2 separate regions of the Homo sapiens genome follow, and region 1 is linked to region 2. Evidence: read pairs that join two places in POLR2A ChIA-PET (ENCODE). Cell type or tissue: Panc1. All regions are shown on one strand. Each heading gives the region's core, and the rest is flanking DNA. Links, peaks and the distances in the headings are about the cores only. Region 1 has its middle 18 kb from the start of MDM1. Region 2 overlaps RAP1B (RAP1B, member of RAS oncogene family).

Evidence for each region. Peaks named below come from ENCODE experiments on the same cell type or tissue, not always from the same donor. Only the 100,000 strongest peaks of a DNase experiment are listed, where the experiment ranks them.
Region 1: POLR2A ChIA-PET joins it to region 2 with 7 read pairs; 23 of 35 experiments call an interaction of 5 or more read pairs at or near these places.

The regions. Positions count from the first base shown.
Region 1 is chr12:68,347,939-68,353,324 of GRCh38, reverse strand. No RefSeq gene overlaps it. Among named protein-coding and RNA genes, the nearest start is that of MDM1, 18 kb to the right of the region's middle. In Panc1, for the core only: no CTCF peak of the experiment used is centred there; no DNase peak of the experiment used is centred there; H3K27ac peaks cover 3,172 bases.
Region 2 is chr12:68,614,795-68,620,180 of GRCh38, reverse strand. All of the region lies in intron 1 of RAP1B (RAP1B, member of RAS oncogene family), which reads right to left. Among named protein-coding and RNA genes, the nearest start is that of RAP1B, 6.6 kb to the right of the region's middle. RefSeq lists an enhancer at 3,723-4,494. In Panc1, for the core only: no CTCF peak of the experiment used is centred there; no DNase peak of the experiment used is centred there; H3K27ac peaks cover 4,909 bases.

The DNA.
Region 1 (5,386 bases), core at 97-5,096, 270 kb after region 2:
AGTAGCACTTCCCTCTGTACTTTATTATCTCTGAGGTAGGATGCTTCTTACAGTCAGTGGTATCTTATAGCAGTTGTTGGTCAGGCAGCAGTTTTGCCATGGTTGTCATTGCCTGGGTACATGCGATGTTGGCCATAGCTATTTTTGTTGTCACATCAGCTGAGTTAGGTATATTCCTAGCACAGCATAGAATGATGTTTCATTGCTCTTTAAAGTATCTTCATAAAGATCACACCATGAATTGGTATTGACATGAAAAGTTACTGTATATGTCAAAAGGTATGGAAACAGAGCAGTCGGGTATATACAAGATCTTAGAGCAGCAGAAGCTCATCATTGTAGGTTAACTACATGTCTTAGTCTATTTGAGCTGCTATAGCAAAATGCCACAAACCGAGTAGCTTACAAGCAACAGAAATTTATTTCTCGAAGTTCTGGAGGCTAGAACATCCAGGGTGAAGGCTCTGGCAGATTCAGAGTCTGGTAAGGGGATACACTTTCTGGTTCATGGATGGTGCTTTCTCACCATGTCTTCTCATGGTGGAAGCGTCAATGAGATTCTCTCAGGCCTTTTTGCTGTTGTTGTTAAAGTGAAAACAAGTTTATTAGGAAAGTAAAGAAACAAAAGAATGGCTATTCTATAGGCAGAGTAGCCACATGGGCTGCTTATAGTTATTTCTCGATTATATGCTAAACAAAGGGTGGGTTATCACGAGTTTCCTAGGAAAAGGGTAGGCAATTCCCTGAACTGAGGGTTCCTGTTCCTCCCCTTTTTAGGCCATACAGGTTAACTTCCTGACATTGCCATGGCATTTGTAAACTGTCATGGCACTGGCGGAGTGTCTTTCAGCTTGCTAATGCATTATAATTAGCATATAATGAGCAGTGAGGATGACTAGAGGTCACTTCCATCCCCATCTTGGTTTCAGTGGGTTTTGGCCAGCTTCTTTTCCTCAACCTGTTTAATCAGCAGGGTCTTTGTGACCTGTATCTTGTGCCAAACTCCTATCTCATCCTGTGACTAAGAATGTCTAATCTCCTGGGAATGGAGCCAAGTCGGTCTCATCCTTATTTTACCCAGCTCCTATTCAAGATGGAGTTGCTCTGGTTCAAATGCCTCTGACATGTTTTCCCCTCCCTTTTTACAAGGGGACCCTTAATCCTAACGGTTACAGAGGGATGAAGAGTCACCCTCTGTAACTTCTTCAGGCTGAATAGGGGCTGAATATTCCTGTCTCAGGCATTTTTTAATGTGCACTAATCCCACTCATAAAGGCTCTGTCCTCAGGACCTAATCACTTCCCAAAGGCCCCACCTCCTGTTACCATCACCTTGGGGGTTAGGATTTCAATGTATGAATTTTAGGAGGACAAACATCTAGCCCACAGCACTACAGTTCCTTATCTTCTTGCAAAGCAATAACCAAATGCTTGATAGAACTTAAGAAAGGAAGATACCCAGTAGCTAGGGCTATATTTGTTACCGAGGTAGGCGCACAAGGAGTGGCTACCACTCACCAAGGGAGCAACACAACTGAAACCAGGAAAATCGCCAAATCCCTGGGGAAAGCATTGTGTCCTAATTTAATTGGCATTGCTTTTTCTTTCCTAGTGGTATGTAATCAATAACTTTGTAGATTTGATGACATATGTTAGTGTGAAGCGTTTTCAATCTTATTTGACCACAGGCTCTTGTTTCCCTAGAAACATCTCTTGGAACTACTGTTCTGTAGAATTGAATAATGATAATATTTAATACTTACAATTAGCCAGTCAGTATTTACATTTTTCACCTATATTAACTAAATTAATTCTCACTACCATCTCATGAAATAGGCACTATTGGCCGGGCGCAGTGGCTCAAGCCTGTAATCCCAGCACTTTGGGGGACTGAGGTGGGTGGATCACCTGAGGTCGGGAGTTCGAGACCAGCCTGACCAACATGGAGAAACCCCGTCTCTACTAAAAATACAAAAAAAAATTAGCCAGGCATGGTGGCGCATGCCTGTAATCTCAGCTACTCGGGAGGCTGAGGCAGGAGAATTGCTTGAACCTGGGAGGCAGAGGTTGTGGTGAGCCGAGATCGTGCCGTTGCACTCCAGCCTGGGCAACAAGACGGAGTGAAACTCCATCTCAAAAGACAAAAACAGAAACAAATACAAACAAAAAGAAATAGGCACTATTATTTTCCCCATGTTGCAGATGAGGAAACTGAGGCACATGGACATTAAGTAACTTGCCTAAACTCACACAGCTAGTGTAGTAGAGCAAGGATTCAAACCCAGGCAGATTGTGTGTTCTTTAGCAGTAGGGCCCATAGTTTGGAAAACGCTATTCTAGCCACAGACTAGGGAGGAGAATGCTGCAAATCCGACTCATAGCTAAAAAATGAATAAGTGGCACAACCACCACTGCTTCTTAAAATAGCAGGAATCTACAGGGAAATATAAAGATTTCTTTGCTCTTTGTTTATATTGTGAATGTGTTGTTACCTTTTGTATATGCCTTGTTCACTCCCTCCAGGTTGTGAACATTAAGAAAGAAAGTCACTGTCAGTGCGACACTGAAGTAGTACAAGTTTAACCTGAAGAAAATACCAGAATAAGCCGGATAAATATCAGCGCCAATGTAGGCCAGATCTGAATGCCCTGAAATGATCCATTACCTTACAGGTTGCTGCTGCAGTGAAAGGGAAGCTGTTGCTTTTTTTTTCCCCCACAAAGTTGGCGGGGGGGGGGGGCACTTATAGAAACTAAACCACTTTGTGCCACTCTTCCCATCTTTCAAATTGCTACTCTTTGTGAGATAAATTTCAATGAACCAGATGGACTTGCTGAGAGAGGTACCAATCTTCTATTAGCTCAGTCCCTAGGGAAGAGGCAGGTGACAGAAGGAGTTAGGCAGAAAAATAAACCAGAGAACAAAAGATGGTGTCATTGCTTGGAGCCGTGGTGATGTTCAGGTGCCAGGGGCTCAAGTTTCCCAGGCAGCTGAGCTAGGAGGATGATTTTGCTTACTCCATCTTAAGAGGTTTCAAACTCTGCAACATGGTTTCTCCACATGCGGGTTGCTTCTGAAGATTTGTTTGGTCTCCCTGAGATATGTCTGGCCCTGTACAAGCTGCTAGTGAAAACAACACTAGTACCTAATGGTAATTTAAGGAAATTATACTGTTCCGGAGACAAAATGCTGTTCAGTTGCTATGTATCTGTGCCAACTGGGTAAGAAAGGAAGATGATTCACAGCCCTGTCCAGTGGGACCGGTGAAATGCTTCATTACACCTTGGTTCCAGGCTGCTTTTTGGGGCAAATGCTTTGGCATTTGTGGATTCCAGAAGGATTGTAATGATTAGACATAGACCAAGGTTTAACTTGAATATTAACTTTATTTTTTTATTTAAATTTTAAAACCTGCACCAAGCTGAATTGGGTATTAACTTTTAGGAGAGAGAACACACAGGTGTTAGACCAGTTGTATAGGATCTTTCATGTTCTTCACCCAAGGTGGATAAAAGATATGGATTTAACCTTAATACATGAATTGTAGCCCCAAATGAATCAGATGGAGATGGCTATCTTCATGGCAGCTTGCTAAATGGCAGCTATTGAAATAAAAACAAAAGCAAAATGACTATTCCAGGGCTGAGAGACAGTTAACAAATGGAAAGTTCCAGTGTGCTGAAATAAGTCATCTTTGTATACAATAGCCACTCCACACATATATTATGGTACAAGCCAAGTGGTAATACAATTCTGACAAGGTTCATTACACTCAGTTTATAAATTAAGCTTCTGGGCTTAAGCCTCAGAGACACTCTTTATTCTGGGAAGCTGCAAACTATGAGGCACTTGATAAGAAACTGCTAGAAAGAATCCAGCTGTTAGCCATTATCATGTTTCTTTTGAGCATGCTGTACATGGTATGCATAGGTACAGAGAGAGCATCCAAGGAGATTAAAAACCATGGTTACATTAACGCACACCTATCTCAGGGGAACTGCACTGACTTTCCTCTCACAATGTAGGGATGCTTCCTGCAGTTTCTCTGCTTAATCTGGCAGGCTGCATTTGGAATCTGTAGTGCCTTGAGTCACTTTCAGCGGGGTTGGAGGATAGAAGCCACTAAAGCAGAATAGATGCTGGGGCAAGACAGCTAATAATCCACTTAAATGTCAGTCAGGGTTGTGTGCGACAGCTGAAACATCCTCTCACGCAAATATTTTGCTGGATGTAGAATGACATGTAGGTAACTACCTTTTCAGAGTCCTGTTAATTATCTTTGATACAATTAAAATCTGAAGTCTTTCACCCATATGGAAATCATCTGAGCTTAGGAAAAAAATATGTTTGAATACCAGTGAGGTGGTATAAAACATTCATTATATAACAAGGTTTCTTAATTCCTTTTCATTTTAAAGATGCCTACTACTGTAGGCAAGCATAACCATTTTAATAAATTTTTAGTCAGATTTGCAAAATCTCCATGTGGCAATCAGAGCAGAAGAGCTGGCCTCTCACCGGGAAGAGTTTTCTGAGGTAACAGGCCACTGGTTTTCTCTTCTCAAACTAAAAGCCAAGAGGTACAACTTCCTAATTAGGTCAGAGGAAAATGACTGATTAGTCCAATTCTACGACTTGCCACCTCAGTCTGGAGATGGGCTGTAGTCTTTCCTTCACACAAGGGAGGTGATGAGTGTTGGGGCAAGAGCCCAGCATTTGGGGCTGTCGCCTTGAGCATTAGGGTGTTGGCCGCTCAGCCAGACATCAAGGGATCATCCAGCCCCTTCGCACTCCCTTCTGAGGATGGACAGGACCTGGAGCTCAGGTAGGTGAAGGCTAGCTGCTGTTTTGGGGGATAATTGGCTGATTTCAAACAGATGCAAGCTAATATAGCTCTACATTATTTGTGAACAGCCAGAACTGTTCCTTTGTAACAAGGCAAAGAAAGTGCGGCTTTCAGAGCACAGCACATAGCACTTGTCCCTTTTCGGGATAGGGCAGTTAGTTGGGTAGTTGCCAATTTACAGGGATACTTATTTCATAACAGACTGATGGTTGGGCCCGAGTGAGCTCTCAAAGCAGTCCTATTGACCTCACCTAAAAATGGGGACAGGGGGACCAGCTCTTTTTAGGTTTCTTCTGTGATTCATTTAGAATCAGATAAATAAAAAATGACAAACTGCATCTTAAAAAAACGTGACTCCTGGCTGGGCGTGGTGGCTCACCCCTGTAATCCCAGCACTTGGGGAGGTTGAGGTGGGCAGATGGCTTGAGGCCAGGAGTTCAAGACCAGTTTGGCCAATATAGTGAAACTCCATCTCTACTAAAAACACAAAATTAGCTGGGCATGGTGGTGGGCACCTGTAATCCCAGCTACTTGGGCATCT
Region 2 (5,386 bases), core at 259-5,258:
CACCAAGAAACAGCATTCTCCTGAAAGGTAAAAAAAGGATCATTCTACAGGTGTGTTTTTGAAAAGTGTCTACTTAAGGTAAGACAACACACCAAATTCTCAGGTCAAAAAGACATTACTAAACTTGAAACTTACAGCTTTACTATGGAAAAGTTATCAAATATTTTAAAACTGAGAAAGTCAACTACTAAAAATCTACTTAAGGATTATGTTAGACTTTGGACACAAGGGAATTCTGTCTATAGATGAGCAGTCAGGTATACAAAACAAATATTAAAACCAAAAATAGGCTTAAAAATAACTATTATCTAATCCATTACCAAGACCAAAAGTTGAATGGAATGCACAGAGAAGACTACAAAGAAGTTAAACTGATTATATATTAATAGGAGATTTTAAGATAAAGCACATGAAAACATTGCTTCACATTTATCTATGGCTCCCATTCCTGTTTCCAACAAAAATATAAACAAAATAAATCAAAGAAGACATTAAACACTGAGAGCAAAGCATGGAAAAATAAGTAATACAAAATACATTAGACAGTTGGGAATATTTTAATAGCATTTTCAGATAAATCTGGATACTGGTCTTTGACACTACACCAAAGCTCAGCAATTGGTTGCAATATGGAACAGGATACCTTATTGATAAACTTTTATGTTCTCTATAACATTAAAATCCATTGGTCTAGCTGACACTTTGTAAAGATTTCTTACCCATGTATGATTTTTATAATACTATGCATTGATCATTTGGAAATACTGACTCAGTTATGCAGATAATCAAATAATGACAGATTTCATTATATACTTACAGCAGCTGATACAAGCTTTCTAAAATTTTTGCTTAAAATCTAGGAACTTTATCATCGACCATAAATACTACCACTATTTTCCCTAAAGCAAAGCCTCACTGTTTTCAAGAAAATGTCAGCCTAATGCCCAAGTCTGGCATTCTTTTAAGCAAAAATGGCATTATATGAAGATTGATTCAGCGTGTGACTCAATCACACAAATACTTTCCCTAGAAACAACCATTATATTTCAGTATGCTGCCAAGTGTTTTTGTTTTGTTTTTCGAGACAGGGTCTTGCTCTGTCACCCAGGTTGAAGCGCAGTGGCACGATCACAGCTAACTGCAGCCTCCAACTCCTGGGCTCAAGAGATCCTTCCACCTCAGCCTCCAGAGTAGCTGTAGATGTGCATGACCACACTAACTTTTTTTTTTTTAATAGGAGAGACAGGCTCTCACTACATTGCCCAAGCTGGACTTAGCCTCCCAAAGTGCTGGGAGGCTTGCTGTCCATGGCCTCGCCAGTGTTTTAAGCATACTTCCCATTTTGTTACAGTATATTAAAGATGTGTACAAAGGTAGAGATTTAGTTTAAAATTTTTTTACTTCTTCATCAAGAGCATTTAGGTGAAACTTAAAAAAAAATCTGAGTGCATGGCAGTGAATAATACAATGATTACTAGGACAGTGAAGTACTCTAACCTGGTTTATTCTAAAGCGCCAGAAGTTTTATCCACCACTGTTTTTATACTACAGGTACAAATGTCACTACAAAGAAAACGGCAAAGAATGTCTCAGTATTATAAAAATAGTTTTGCACTTGTAGACTCGCCAAAAATGTCTAGGGGACCTCCAGGATTCCTTGGACCATACCTTGAAAATACTGATCTAGGTAATTCATTTGTTACACTAATCAAAACTCACAATTATTTATTAGTCCTTATTCATACTTTAATGGGATTCTTAAGCAATGCCATAGGAGAATAAAAGCTTTATAGGGCCAGGCAAGGTGGCTCACGCCTGCAATCCCAGCACTTTGGGAGGCCGAGGCGGGCAGATCACAAGGTGAGGAGTTCGAGACCAGCCTGGCCAATATGGTGAAGCCCCGTCTCTAAGAAAAATACAAAAAAAATTAGCCAGGCGTGGTGGCGCATGCCTGTAATCCCAGCTACTCGAGAGGCTGAGGCAGGTGAATTGCTTGAACCTGGGAGCAGAGGTTGCACTGAGCGAAGATTGTGCCACTGCATTCTAGCCTGGGCGACAGACTCCACCTCAAAAAAAAAAAAAAAAAAAAAAAAAGCTTTATAGAACAAGAACTAATACAGCTGGGTATGGTGGCTCATGCCTGTAATCCTAGCAGTTTGGGAGGTGGAGGCGGGCAGATTACTTGAGCTCAGGAGTTCAGACCAGCATGGGCAACATGGTGAGACCCCGTCTCTACAAAAAATACAAAAATTAGCTGGGCATGGTGGCATGCGCCTGTAGGCCCAGCTACTTGGGGAGCTGAGGCTGGAGAATGGCTTGAATCTGGGAGGTTGAAGCTGCAGTGAGCCAAGTTTGTGCCACTGCACTCCAGCCTGGGTGACAGAGTGAGGCTGTCAAAAAAAAAAATAGTACATTACTGTATTATTTTATGGTTTATGAAACATTCATGAGTAATACTGCATTTGATCCTCAACAACTCTAACAACAGTATGTCATCATTCTCACTGAGGAGGCAAGGAGGTTGGAAAGCTTCAGAAGGAAAGTACACATTTTGCTTTAAAAAAGTCATTGTAGTGATGGCATTACGGATGATACTCATTTTCTTCTTTATACTTTTCTATATTTTAAACATTGGTAAGAACGTCAAAAAGACATATTTGAACTCAGCCAATCTTATAAATACAAATCAGTACACTATCTCAAGTTTGTTAATTTCAAGAGCAGTAGGAGAAAACAACAGATAACATATGTTATATATCTCATCCTATCCCTCAATTCAAGATTCCAGAGGAATTCCTGCATTTTGCTATTGTATTGAGAAGCTTGTGGATAACTTAGAAGCATCAGCCACAAATATGTTGGCACAATGTAGTAATAGGATTCCACATTCTAACTGCAACTTTAAAACACAAGGTAACAAACAGCTGGATGCAACATACATACCTTTTGGCGCATAAAAACTAAGTAAAAATAGATTATATATATAGTCCTTATTTTATTGATACCCTTTCAGTTCTATTAACTGAGAACTTAGAAAGTCCCTGAATTTAGTATAAAGTAACTTTGAAAAATATATTCTAATGTGAGGATAAATTTTAGAATACACAGATAATTATAATTTCATTTTACCCAGCATTTTCCATTTCCTTTCCAGAAGCTTTCACCAAAAATTGCTACTAAATAGACAAAACATGTTTCCTTTCATCTTTTTCCCTTCCTACAAGGCAAAGAAAAAGGAAACAGGTAGAGGCAATCCACCACTTCGGCAATCAGTTCACTGTATATTTTTAAAATAAAGTTACTTAGTGAAATGCTGGGCCAGGCACAGTGGCTCATGCCTATAATCCCAGCACTTGGGAGGCCAAGATGGGCAGATCCCTTGAGCCCACGAGTTTGAGGTGAGCTTGGGCAACATGGCGAAACGTCTCTACAAAAAATACAAAACCTGGCCGGGCGCGGTGGCTCATGCCTGTAATCCCAGCACTTTGGGAGGCCAAGCCAGGTGGATCACCTGAGGTCAGGAATTCGAGACCAGCCTGACCAATATGGTGAAATCCCCTCTCTACTAAAAATACAAAACTTAGCTGGGTGCGGTGGTGTGCGCCTGTAGTACTAGCTAAGGCAGGAGATCTGCTTGAACCTGGAGGCGGAGGTTGCAGTGAGCTGAGATTGCACCACTGCACTCCAGCCTGGGGGACAGAGAGAGACTCCGTCTCAAAAAAAAAAAAAAAAAAAAAAAAAATTAGCCAGGCACAGTATTCCCAGCTACTCGGGAGGCTTAGACTGGAGGACTGCTTGACCCCTGGAGGCGGAGGCTGTGGTGAACTGAGATCGTGCCACTGCACTCCAGCCTGACTGACAGAGCGAGACTCTGTCTCAAAAAAAACAAAAAACAAAACAACAACAACAAAAAAACAAAGGCCGGGCACAGTGGCTCACGCCTGTAATCCCAGCACTTTGGGAGGCCGAGGCAGGTGGATCTCGAGGTCAGGAGATCCAGACCATCCTGGCTAACACAGTGAAACCCCGTCTCTACTAAAACACAAAAAATTAGCCAGGTGTGGTGGCGGGCGCCTGTAGTCTCAGCTACTCGGGAGGCTGAGGCAGGTGAATGGCGTGAACCCTGGAGGCGGAGCTTGCAGTGAGCGGAGACCGTGCCACTGCACTCCAGCCTGGGCGACAGAGTGGGACTCCATCTCAAAAAAAAAAAAAATCCAAATTATTTACTAGAGTTTTTAATGGATGCTCACTTCCTTTATTCAGTCTATCTGCACAACAGTTAAAAACATTCAATCCCCCAGTACCGGAAAAAAAATCACAAGTTATGAAACCAGAATTCAGCTAAAATTTAAAAGGTCTCACTGATATATGTATATGTGTGTGTGTATGTATGTGTATATATATACACATGTATAACTACAAAAACATAAAGTAAAAGTAATTACAAGTAAGCTTTAGGAAATGGTTTGATATAAAACTCAAACTCACAAGATTAAATAATTACTCTCTATGGTCAGAGAGACAGATTTGTAACTCAAAAGAACATTTCTAGTATGCAGGCACCTCATACACAATCTAAGTAATTTTTTTTTTTTTGACAGTCTCACTCTGTCGCCCAGGTTGGAGTGCAGTGGAGCGATCTTGGCTCACTGCAACCTCCGCCTCCCAGGTTCAAGCGATTCTCCTGCCTCAGTCTCCCAAGCAGCTCGGATTACAGGCACCTCCCACTACGCCCAGGTAATTTTTTGTATTTTGAATTGTATACTGATATCACAGAATATACTCCTCCTGTACAATAAAAATCAGATGGAAATTCTGTAACTCATGTTGTAAATATTTTTATTTTAGGGAATTTAAATTAAAAAAAACTGGTACATTTCCCCCACATTTTCATTTTTTCCTGTTTTAAGGTTCTTTGGAAAGTTTTAAAAATTTTGACCCTCTACTGATTCAAAGGAAAAAAAATCTTTCTAAATTACTGCTTAAATAATCAGTTGCTACTGTACCCTTGATTTGACCAACATTAGGAATAAATAGTCCAATGTTATGAAATACGGAATGTAAGTGATACTATTTTTTGTTGCTGGTGAATTTTAAAAAGTGATGTTTTTAAGGCAGCACAAAAGTTCCTGATAACTTTTCTTGTTTAAAATAGAAACTCTCCACGACCAAAGAGACTTGTTTTAGAATCCAGTGCTCAACTGGGTTCAAAGTACAACAGATTACATACAAATCAGTTTTTACTGCAAATGGATAAATTCATCTATTCTTTGTAGCTACTGCTTCCACTGTGCTTATGAGATTTACAAAGAACTTAAGACCTCAAATGGCAATTAGTACCTTTCAATACCATTGCAAAATAATCTATGAACACAGAAAAACACTA